Regions from separate parts of the Homo sapiens genome. Here region 1 is linked to region 2. The links are chromatin contacts, found by Hi-C or POLR2A ChIA-PET in ENCODE. All regions are on one chromosome and are shown on one strand. Each heading gives the region's core, a stretch centred on a gene start or an enhancer-like site at or near the end of the contact. The rest is flanking DNA. Distances are from core to core; before and after follow the strand shown.

What was found. Hi-C counts contacts between places; a loop is a spot of excess contacts on that map. ChIA-PET counts read pairs that join two places held with the same protein, here RNA polymerase II (POLR2A). Pooled maps may share reads with other maps.
Region 1: a pooled map shows a loop between it and region 2 (2.5-fold over the local background). The contact joins the enhancer-like site here to the promoter of ATP5MC1 in region 2. A Hi-C loop is called at or near these places in 1 of 50 pooled maps. POLR2A ChIA-PET finds 5 or more read pairs at or near these places in 2 of 52 experiments (A673 and activated CD8-positive, alpha-beta memory T cell).

What each region holds. Positions count from the first base shown.
Region 1 is chr17:48,070,543-48,076,121 of GRCh38, reverse strand. CBX1 (chromobox 1) reads left to right here. Exons shown (of 5, transcript NM_001127228.2): 3 at 1-121; 4 at 1,022-1,116; 5 at 4,543-5,579. The coding sequence ends at 4,687. Among named protein-coding and RNA genes, the nearest start is that of NFE2L1, 25 kb to the right of the region's middle. Within about 2 kb of position 1,606, at least 5 of the 41 ENCODE cell types and tissues checked have a DNase peak (open chromatin) inside an H3K27ac peak, as active enhancers do.
Region 2 is chr17:48,890,748-48,896,016 of GRCh38, reverse strand. It overlaps ATP5MC1 (ATP synthase membrane subunit c locus 1), which reads right to left and starts at 3,230. Exons shown (of 5, transcript NM_005175.3): 1 at 3,107-3,230; 2 at 2,561-2,608; 3 at 1,568-1,645; 4 at 683-861; 5 at 146-362. The coding sequence starts at 2,599. The coding sequence ends at 248. It overlaps LOC105371814 (a long non-coding RNA gene), which reads left to right. Exons shown (of 4, transcript NR_135674.1): 2 at 3,340-3,770. RefSeq lists enhancers at 2,428-2,477, 2,518-2,627, 3,208-3,327, 3,338-3,797, 3,435-4,414.

The DNA of each region.
Region 1 (5,579 bases), core at 357-2,856, 820 kb after region 2:
GTTTCTGCAGTCACAGAAAACAGCACATGAGACAGATAAATCAGAGGGAGGCAAGCGCAAAGCTGATTCTGATTCTGAAGATAAGGGAGAGGAGAGCAAACCAAAGAAGAAGAAAGAAGAGGTAAGAATAGAAGTAAGAATTTTTACTAGCCCACAATTCAAACTACTGTCAAAGTAGTTTTGTTCTGCTTCTTCCCTGATATTAGCAGCTGTCTCTTCTTAGTCCTGAAATCTTAGGTAGGCTAATGCCTACAAAGTGAGAGTGTACTGTCATGAAGCCACATGATCTCTTACTTTTTATCCATGGTACAGGAGCAGTAAATGGAAAACTTGCTGGGGACAGATATAAGGGCAAGTGAATTCATTCTTGTAAAAAATAGTTTTCAATATTTAATCATTAAAGGTGTGAGGTGGCTATTTTGACTTAATCAGTATCTTAAAGTAAGTTGTTTTTTGAGAGTGAAGAGATAGTTGTAAACATTGATTTTGCTTGGGCTGTATGTCCCTTTTCACATAGGGAAAATCTCATGCGCTTCAGACATTGATGAATAATCACTCCAAAGGATTCTAACAGCTCTCTTACTTGAGCCAAGGTATTGGTGAAATATTGGCAAAAGAGTTTGTGATTGGGCCGGGCACGGTGGCTCACACCTGTAATCCCAGCCCCTTGGGAGGCCGAGGCGGGCGGATCACAAGGTCAGGAGATCAAGACCATCCTGACTAACACGGAGAAACTGGGTCTCTACTAAAAATACAAAAAATTAGCTGACGTGGTGGCATGTGCCTGTGGTCCCAGCTACTTGGGAGGCTGAGGCAGGAGAATCACTTGAACCTGGGAGGCAGAGGCTGCAGTGAGCCGAGATCGCACCACTGCACTCCAGCCTGGGCGACAGAGTGAGATTCCGTCTCAAAAAAAAAAAAAAAGAGTTTGTGATTACATTAATCAGAGACACAGGAATGGTTCCAGTCTGGATAATAGTCCCATATAGATAAAATTGTTCTACCCATCTTGTTTTTACAGTCAGAAAAGCCACGAGGCTTTGCTCGAGGTTTGGAGCCGGAGCGGATTATTGGAGCTACAGACTCCAGTGGAGAGCTCATGTTCCTGATGAAATGGTGAGTCGGCCAGTGGCTCTGTGTGGTTGTTTTTTTTCTTCTCCCATTGGTTTCATGCCAGAGGAAAAGAGCTGGACCTTCGAAATTCCAATCACCCAAGTGTGAAATTGTTAAGATGGCATAGTCCTTCGATAGTGACCCTCGGCCTGACTGCCACCCTGGACTCATGAGTTACAGGTAGGAGCCCTTAGGAATCTTGGGTCTTTGCCCATATTTTTAGGAGGTGGGAGACAATCTAGAGTGGAAAGAGTGTGGGAAGGAATTACATTTCACTTCTGTAAATAAAGGGGGAGAAAATGAAATGTGATTGGACCACCCTCTCCTTCTACCACCTCCTTAATAAAGATGAGGCTGGCCCCAGAATCAGAAATTCTGCTAAATTCTCAGGGTTAGGAAAGAATCTGTAGTTCTTCCTTTTGTCCTTAATTGTTGGATCCCTTTCAATTTGTGCAGATTCTACAATTACAGGATCAGCCAGCAGGGGTCAGCAAGGCTCCTTAACTGCTATCAAGCATAGAGCAAGCCTGCTTTTTTCCATTATGAGTATAAATACCAGTGATAGTAATACTCCATGAAACAGCCTAATGAAGATAGTTATCCCAACAATCTCTGTAATTTTCCTACTCTGTCAAAAGAAGGCCATTCTTCCTATTTCTTGCTCATTCTCCCCACAAAGTGGATCTCAATGATTGTATTTAAAATTTGGAAGGAATAATTCTAAGCCATTGCCAATGAAGGCAGCATTCTAGAAACTTTGTCCTTTAAAACACACACACACACACACAGTCTATGGAGCTTTGTCCTTTTGTCAGTCCAGAACTTACTCTGAAACTCGTGTCTGTACTAATTATCCTCTTTTACAGTATGGCTGGAGGGGCCTAACTTTAGCACCACTGAAAGCCAGAGTCACAACTAACTAACCTATTCTCTTCTATGTATTCCCTAGGCAGTTACTGGAGCTGCCCCTCTTTTAGCTGATTTATTGTTAACCTATAAGAGAAAAGTTCATTTTTAAGATGCTGCTTATTGGGTGGGAGAAGTTATACTGTGAGTTACTCAGTTTAGCTAGAATATACTTTTTCTGCATGTGACCAGTGTGAGTTACAGTAGTATCTCCATATTGCTTAAGATTGTACTCCTTTGGTTGACTCACTACTGTCTTTTTTTTTTTTTTTTTTTTTGAGACAGTCTCACTCTTTCGCCCAGGCTGGAGTGCAGTGGCACGATCTCAGCTCACTGCAACCTCCGCCCCTCCGGGTTCAATGATTCTTCTGCCTCAGCCTCTCAAGTAGCTGGGATTACAGGCATGTGCTACCACGCCTGGCTGATTTTTGTATTTTTCATAGAGATGGGGTTTCACCATGTTGGCCAGGCTGGTCTCAAACTCCTGACCTCAGGTGATCCACCCACCTCAGCCTCCCAAGGTGCTAGGATTACAGGCGTGAGCCACTGCACCTGGCCGACTCACTGCTGTCTACAGGTTAAAACTGGATTTGATTATAAGACAAAGTACATTTTAAAAAGTTATTTTACTGGAGAATAGAGATTTTTGTATATTTCTAAAAGTAGTAAATATTTCTGGGGAGTGAAATGACTAAATTTAACTCAGAGGGTGTTGTTCAGCTGTCAGCAAATGGCAGCATGCTTCAGATTCCCATTTCCCTCCCATTCTCTTGGGTCCATTGTTCAAAAACATACATTATCAGCTTACTCTTCTGCTCTATGGGACTATGTGGCTCTGATTTCCTGTTATTAAGGTTCTAGAGATTTGGGGTGGTGCTTTGTCAGAGATGTCATCAGGTGTCTCCTGCTTGCTTTACGCTACTGCTTCTGTCTAGGACATTCCTAATAACCTGAAGATAAGAGTTTGTTTTTTTTTTAAATGAGACAGAGTCTCGCTCTGTCACCCAGGCTGAAGTGCAGTGAGGCGATCTCTGTTCACTACAACCTCCACCTCCCAGGTTCAAGCGATTCTTGTGCCTCAGCCTCCCGAATAGTTGGGATTACAGGCGCACGCCACCATGCCTGGCTAATTTTTGTATTTTTAGTAGCAACACGGTTTTGCCATGTTGACCAGGCTGGTCTTGAACTCCTGGGCCTGCCCACCTTGGCCTCCCAAAGTGCTGGGATTATAGGCGTGAGCTACTGCTCCCTGCCTAAGAGTTTACTCCTAATTCCCTTATAATGTGTATGATTTTCAAATTTTGAAAACTTTTTTTTTTTGAGACAGAGTCTCACTCTGTCGCCCAGGCTGGAGTGCAGTGGCATGATCTCGGCTCACTGCAAGCTCTGCCTCCCAGTTTCACGCCATTCTCCTGCCTCAGCCTCCCAAGTAGCTGGGACTACAGGTGCCTGCCACCACACCAGGCTAATTTTTGTATTTTTAGTAGAGACAGGGTTTCACCGTGTTAGCCAGGATGGTCTCGATCTGACCTCGTGATCCACCTGCCTCGGCTTCCCAAAGTGCTGGGATTACAGGTGTGAGCCACTGCGGCCAGCCACTTGAAAACATTTTAAAATTCAGAAAACTACAGCTCCCTCATTTTCTACTCCCGATGTTGAAACATCATTTCAAAGCACCTGGAAGTTATGCGAGGATAGCATTTGGAAGTGTCAGTGTAATTACGATTATGCAAAAAGTGTCCATCTTCATTTGCTCTGGCCAATGCCAGATGTGGTATTTAATCCTATTACGGGCCGGGCGAGGTGGCTCATGCCTGTAATCCCAACACTTTGGGAGGCTGAGGCAGGTGGATCACCTGATGTCAGGAGTTCAAGATGAGCCTGGCCAACATCTTTAGTAGAGATGGCAAAACCCCATCTCTACTAAAAATACAAAAATTAGCTGGGTGTGGTGGCGCACACCTATAATTCCAGCTATTAGGGGAGGCTGAGGCAGGAAAATCGCTTGAACCCAGGAGGTGGAGGTTGTGGTGATCCGAGATCATGCCACTGCACTCCAGGCTGGGCAACAGAGTGAGATTCTGTCTCAAAAAAAAAAAAAAAAAAATCCTATTACAAAGCCAAGATTTCTCCATGGGTTCTTATCAGCTGGGATATGGCTTTTGGAGGAGTGTGGTAACTTCTCTTCCCTCAGAGAATCTAGGTATCCTCTCTTCCCTCAGAGAATCTAGAGAGTCATGCTTTTTGGGGCCTTGCCCAGATGTTCAGATGTGATTGGTTAAGTCCATTGACCTGGCTTTTGACATACACGAATCCCCAGAGGGAATTTTCAACAGGAGAGTTAACTCTGAGGATGTCACTTGACATACAATTGCCAGTAAATGCTGCTTGGGCCACGTTTTCATTGTTCCCTAGCCTATTTTTCTAAAATTACCATTTTTAAAGCACTGTCCCCTGGGTTATCCAACTTAGGATAGACCACCAGCACCTGGTCTCAAAGTCTCTCTTTGCTTTATTCTGCAGGAAAAACTCTGATGAGGCTGACCTGGTCCCTGCCAAGGAAGCCAATGTCAAGTGCCCACAGGTTGTCATATCCTTCTATGAGGAAAGGCTGACGTGGCATTCCTACCCCTCGGAGGATGATGACAAAAAAGATGACAAGAACTAACGCTCCTGAGTACCAGCCCCTGTCACATCTGACTGTGGGTTTCAAGTGGGAAGGGAAGGAGTTCTACTTGTCTTGACACCATAGAGGTGGCTTGAGAAGATGTCCTTTGAAGAGCCAGTATAGTTTCTGTGCCCTGCAGCAGCCCAAGTGCTTTAAAGCCGTTTCAAGCTGTATAGTTTGCACACCCATCCCAGTGGAGGGGAAAGGGGATAAGTGTTTCAAGGCAACCTTTTCTGCACTTTGCTGCGAAAAGCAAAGGGCCTTCTATGAAGGACAAAACTTGCAGAATTGGGTGTGTGGGAGAGCAAAAAAATACTGTAGATCTTCAAAGAGCATCTCCACAACCCACAGCCTTCTTCCCAATAGTGTTAACTCTGCATTTTTACAGCGTAGCATGTGTGTAGTTTTTGGCTATTACTGGTGTATTATTTGGGGGAGGGAGGGATGGGGAGGGGAGAAAGGGAGATGGGTAGCATCATTTTGATTAACATTTGGGGCCTGATAGGGGAAATGGTGAAGCAATGGAAAAGAACAGACAACTAATGATTTGCTTCTATGTCCAGAATATTTTACCTTTAAAAAAATGTCATTGGCACCATAAATAAGGACTGTGAGAGACTGTTTAAAAGCTGTGAAAGTCTGAAACCTATAAGCCAAGGTGTTCCCTGCCTAAACTTATTGCTGTTCCCACAAAGGACTAAGCCTGTTCATAAGTTACCAAAGTTGCCATTTTGGAGATGGAAATTGACGAGGAGGGAAGGTCTTTTATTGGAGAGTATACAGTACAAGCAGATCATTCTGCCTTAGAGGTGCTAATTCCCGAAATTAGAAGACCCTTTCTTTTCCAGTAACGAAGTTATAAATATCAGCTTGTTCATCCAAGCCACTGGCT
Region 2 (5,269 bases), core at 1,981-4,480:
ATGAGAACCCTCTGTTCTTACAGTCATGGCAGTGCTCCTTCTCAGCCCTGAGGAGTTCCCATCACCCATGGCTGAGCAAATTCCCTCTCCTCACCCTTCTACCAAGGCCCTCCTGAAGGTCAAAGGACAGAGGCACAGACAGGGGTTTAGAGAAACGTTGTGTTTAATGGTAAAGCTTAACACACCCCAGCACCAAGAATGGTGTGGAGTTGCAGTAGCAACAGGCCGGTGACCCCCCCATGGAGCCTCACATGGCGAAGAGGATGAGGAAGGCGACCATCAAACAGAAAAGCCCCATGGCCTCAGACAGGGCAAAGCCAAGAATGGCATAGGAGAAGAGCTGCTGCTTGAGAGACGGGTTCCTGGGAGGGACAGAGATCATTGCCAGTTGAGGGAGAGGAAGGGGTGAGGGGAGGGGAGGACACAGGAGGGTGAGGTGAATGGGGACTGTTACTCCTGGGAGAGGGCCTAGCCTGCACAGATCCTGGGGATTTGGATGGACAAGCAGAGTGGGCCAACCTGGTAAGTTTAAGTGAGCCAGGCTGGATGCATGTTTTCTCTGGAGAAACTATGATGTAGATGAAATCAACCTGAAGGCTCCTGAAGGGAGCTCCTCCAGCTGAGGCTTCCCCAAACGGGGTGGAATTTACAGTGGGAGATGCTGTAGACCACCCAAACTTACCTGGCATAGCCAATGATCAAGCTGCCAAACACGGTTCCAATGCCAGCCCCTGAACCAGCCACACCAACTGTGGCTGCCCCAGCACCAATAAACTTGGCTGCTGTGTCAATGTCCCGGGAGACAACACTGGTCTGGAACTCCCGTCTGGCCACCTGGAGTGGGAAGTTGCTGTAGGAAGGCTAGAAAGAGAAGCAAGGCAGGCGAGATAGCAGAGAGATAGTATGGCATAAGGACAGGTGGCTGACTCTACCTCCTTCACCCCACCCACCTGAGCTCTGAAACTGTTGGCAAACTGCCTGGTAAATGCAGAATACTCTGATTGCAGAGTATGCTGGGAATTAGTCTTAGAGTCTGTTGTCAGACAGCAGACAGGACTAGGGAAATTTCATGGGTTAGGCACACCTCACTTTTATAAGTTTCTTACCTACAAGGCTTACCTTGGGGGACTTAGAACTATTAAAGCATACAGATTCTCCAACTCTCCTCCCACTTTGGTCTAAAGGCAACTTAAGCTGAAGGACCCCTGTCTGGGAACATTCCTTGATTTAAAAAAAATTAATTAATGGGTTTTTATGAGTCAGGGTCTTGCTCTGTCACCCAGTCTGGAGTGCAGTGGCATAGTCACAGCAGTCTCGACCTCTGGGATTAACCAATCCTCTCATCTCAGCCCTGGAGTAACTGGGACTACAGCCACATGCCACCACACATGGCTAATTTTTTTATTTTTTTTGTAGAGATGGGGTTTCACTGTGTTGCCCAGGCTGGTCTTGAACAACTGGGCTCAAGTGATCCTCTCGCCTCAGCCTCTCAAAGAGCTGGGATTACAGGTGTGAGCCACCATCCTGGGCCTTGGGAACATTCCTAAGAGAGCTATTCCTCCCTTACCTGTTTAGATGAATTCACTGGGCTATTCAAGAAGGAGGCAGACACAGGCCTGATTAGACCCCTGGTACAACAGCGGATCTGTAAAATCAGAAAGCCACATCCTACCAAATCAGTCAAGGAAAAAAAATCCTAATTGCTGAGCTGTCAAAAATGACTACAGATTTCATAAACAGAATAAGTTCAATGTATTTCAAGGTCAATTTATTCCTGTTCCTATCAGATAGGCCTGCCCCAGAGACAGCTGTCTCAATAGCTTGATATAGTCAGCAGTGGCAACCTTCACCATTCAAAACCAAACCAAAGTTCACTTCTTTGGGCACAGCTTTAATCAGCTTCTCAGAATGGAACAAGAACCCACACTAATACCAAAGCAGGTACAGGAAAGGTTTATACCCAGATCACCAAGTAATCAGATGGGGGAAATTTTATTCTGCTAAAATACACTCACAGCTACACACCCTAAATGGAGTGGGCCAGTCAGCCCCGGAAACCGACTGGAATAGCCATCCAAGGAGAGCCATCTGTAACATGGCTTTTTTGAAATAATTTTTAGTGCAGTGGTTCTCAAACTTGGCTGCACGGTGGAATCATCTGGAGAAGTCTTAAAAGATACAGATGCCTGGGTTCCACCCCCATTCCCAAAGTCTGATGCAAATGGTCTAAGGTGCAGCCTAGGCATCAGGATTTTAAAAAGTTCCCTGGATGATTCTAACGTGCAGCCACTGTTGAAAACCACTGTTTTAGTGGGCTGTCTCTATGGCCAGGACAGACTGGGGATAAAAATCAAATCCAGACTCTCTGACCACATTCCAAAGCCAAGATAGCTTGGTTCACAGGCCCAGATAAACAGGGGTTACCTTCATCACATCCTACAGCCACCTCAAAGAGCCTACATCATCAGGACGCCAAGCTCCCCTGGGTTCATTCATTAAACACTGATGGCGTCCACACCATACACCTGGTACTACAGAGCACTGCGGCGCGGCACCTTACCAGAGCTGGAGAAATGAATAATGCCCCGGCGGTCTGCATTTTTTCAGTCTGCAGAGGGGGAAAAAATAGTAATAATAATCCCACTGAGACCCTGGTTGTTTGCTTATAATGACGACCTTTGGTCGTCCCCTTCACCCCCGTCCGTCCTCCCTAGACCACGCTCTTCCTTGCACCGTGCCCCAGCTGAGGAGGGCATTAGAGGTCAGAGGGACAGAGCAGTGGGTCTTCAAAGCAAAGTCATGGAGATCGGAAGTCAAGGAAATGTGCCCAAGCCCCAGGAAGGAAATGTTGCGAAAGGGAATGGTCTCTCGGGAAGACTGGAGGCGGATACTGGGCAGGTGTCGCGCAGGATCCTGCCCATCTTACACAGCAGTCCCCGACCCGCCCCAGCCGAGGCAGTCAATCGTTCATTACCGTTGGTAATTAACATTCATTGATAAGGCCATATCTAGATTGCCATAGCCTCTCCCAGCACTGGGGGGAAATACCCCTCCACACTGCCCAGCCCACAACCCTGCCTATTGCTGGCTCCCGGCCCCAAGTCACCTGCACTCCTACTACCCTGCAACCCCTGCTTGGCCCACAGCGCTCGCCCGGCTCAAGGTGACAGACTCACCTCCCAGCTTTAGCCCTTGGTCTCAGCGCTCAGCTTCCCCCACCCACGTGTCCTGGACCTTCTCCATTCTCATTGGCCGTAATATCCCCGCGTCCCCATTGGTTGACGTCATCGATTCCCCACTCTTATTGGCTTTCCGCAGCTGCTTCCTCTCCCTCCACAGGAGCTTCGTGGCAATTCCCGCCTCCATGCGGATAGAGGCGGGGCTTTCCTACGAGATCTGGATTACGATTGGCCGATCCCTGAAACGCTCGACCATAGAGTTGGCGGGACTCAGAGGTTCCATAACCTCGCGCACAAGATGGCGACCAAGGTGTACGCTGAAGAAAAAGGCGTGGGAGAGATGACGGGACGTGTGACGCAGTCAGACACATGACTTTGGCCCCGAGCCTTCATTCGGGCGCTTGGGCCACGGGGCGCGTTGCATGTTGGGATTGGTAGTTGCGCTGAGGGGGGGGGCCCAAGGACAGCTGAGATCCCGCGAGATATTCTAGGCCGGGAGAGCCGATGCCTTTGCAGTAATTCCCACCGTGGAGGTTTGTGGAAAGACCGCTTTCCATGGAGAGTAAAGGCCGGCTGGAAAGTCCCCAAGCGGTGAGCGCAGTTTTGTGGACCTCAGCCGGTGTTCAGCAGTCATGGACTATCATCCAGATGGCTTTCTAAAACATTTGTTGGGCCGGGTGCAGTGGCTCACGCCTGTAATCCCAGCACTTTGGGAGGCCGAGGCGGGCGGATCACCTGAGGTCAGGAGTTCGAGATCAGCCTGACCAGCATGGTGAAACCCCGTCTCTACTAAGAATACAAAAATTAGCCGGGCATGGTGGTGGCGCGTGCCTGTAATCCCAGCTACTTGGGAGGCTGAGGCAGGAGAATCGCTTGAACCCGGGAGGCCGAGGTTGCAGGGAGCCGAGATCGCGCCACTGCACTCCAGCCTGGGCAACTGAGCAGGATTCCGTCTCGGGGGAAAAAACAAACAAAAAAATTGTTTATTTTGTAAAAACAACACTGAAAGAATGAAATAATATCCCTATAGAAAAACGAGCAAAGGATAGGAACAGGCAATTCAGTAAGGAAGAAATATGAATTGCAGGAACGAATGTCAGCCTTCCTAATCAAAGAAATATAAGTTTAAACGCTCCGCTTAGTACTGCTCAAAACAGCAGAGTTCTTTTTATTAATGTGAGCCACACGCTCTCCTATATTGCTGGTGAGAGGATGAATTAGAAAACCTTCCTTGAAAGCAGTTTGGCAATATTTATTTTTATTCAAAGGCTGTGAATGGGCCATCCTCTTTGACCCAGTAATTCTTGAGTAACTAAGAGCCTTTAAGCTCTCCATCCACTTTTCATCCAGTAATATCACTTCTAGGAATTTATTTTGAAGAATCAGAAATGCAGATTCTTTTAAAAAGATGTGCATTTGCAGAGTTTGTCGAAATTGGAAACAAGTAAATGTTCCACTGACAGTAAAAGGTGAAATAAGTTATGATATTTTCACTTGATGAAATAAGCAGAAATAAAACAGGAAATAAAATCATGTGTTTTTTTTGAGACGGAGTCTCGCTCTGTTGCCAAGCTGGAGTGCAGCGGCGCTATCTCGGCTCACTGCAAGCTCCGCCTCCCGGGTTCACGCCATTCTCCTGCCTCAGCCTCCGGAGTAGCTGGGACTATAGGCGCCCGCCACCACGCCCGGCTAATTTTTTGTATTTTTAGTAGAGACGGGGTTTCACCGTGTTAGCCGGGATGGTCTCGATCTCCTGACCTCGTGATCCGCCCGCCTCAGCCTCCCAAAGTGTTGGGATTACAGGCGTGAGCCAGCGCGCCCGGCCATGTTTTTGAAGAATATTTTATTTTTATTATTATTATTTTTTGAGACGGAGTCTCACTCTGTTTCACACACTGTAGTGCGGTGGTGCGGTCTCTGCTCACTGCAACCTTTGCCTCCCCGGTTCAAGCAATTCTCCTGCCTCAGCCTCCCAAGTAGCTGGGATTACAGGCGCGCACCACCATGCCCGGCTAATTTTTGTATTTTTAGTAGAGAAGGGGTTTCACCATGTTGGTCAGGCTGGTCTTGAATTCCTGACCTCAAGTGAT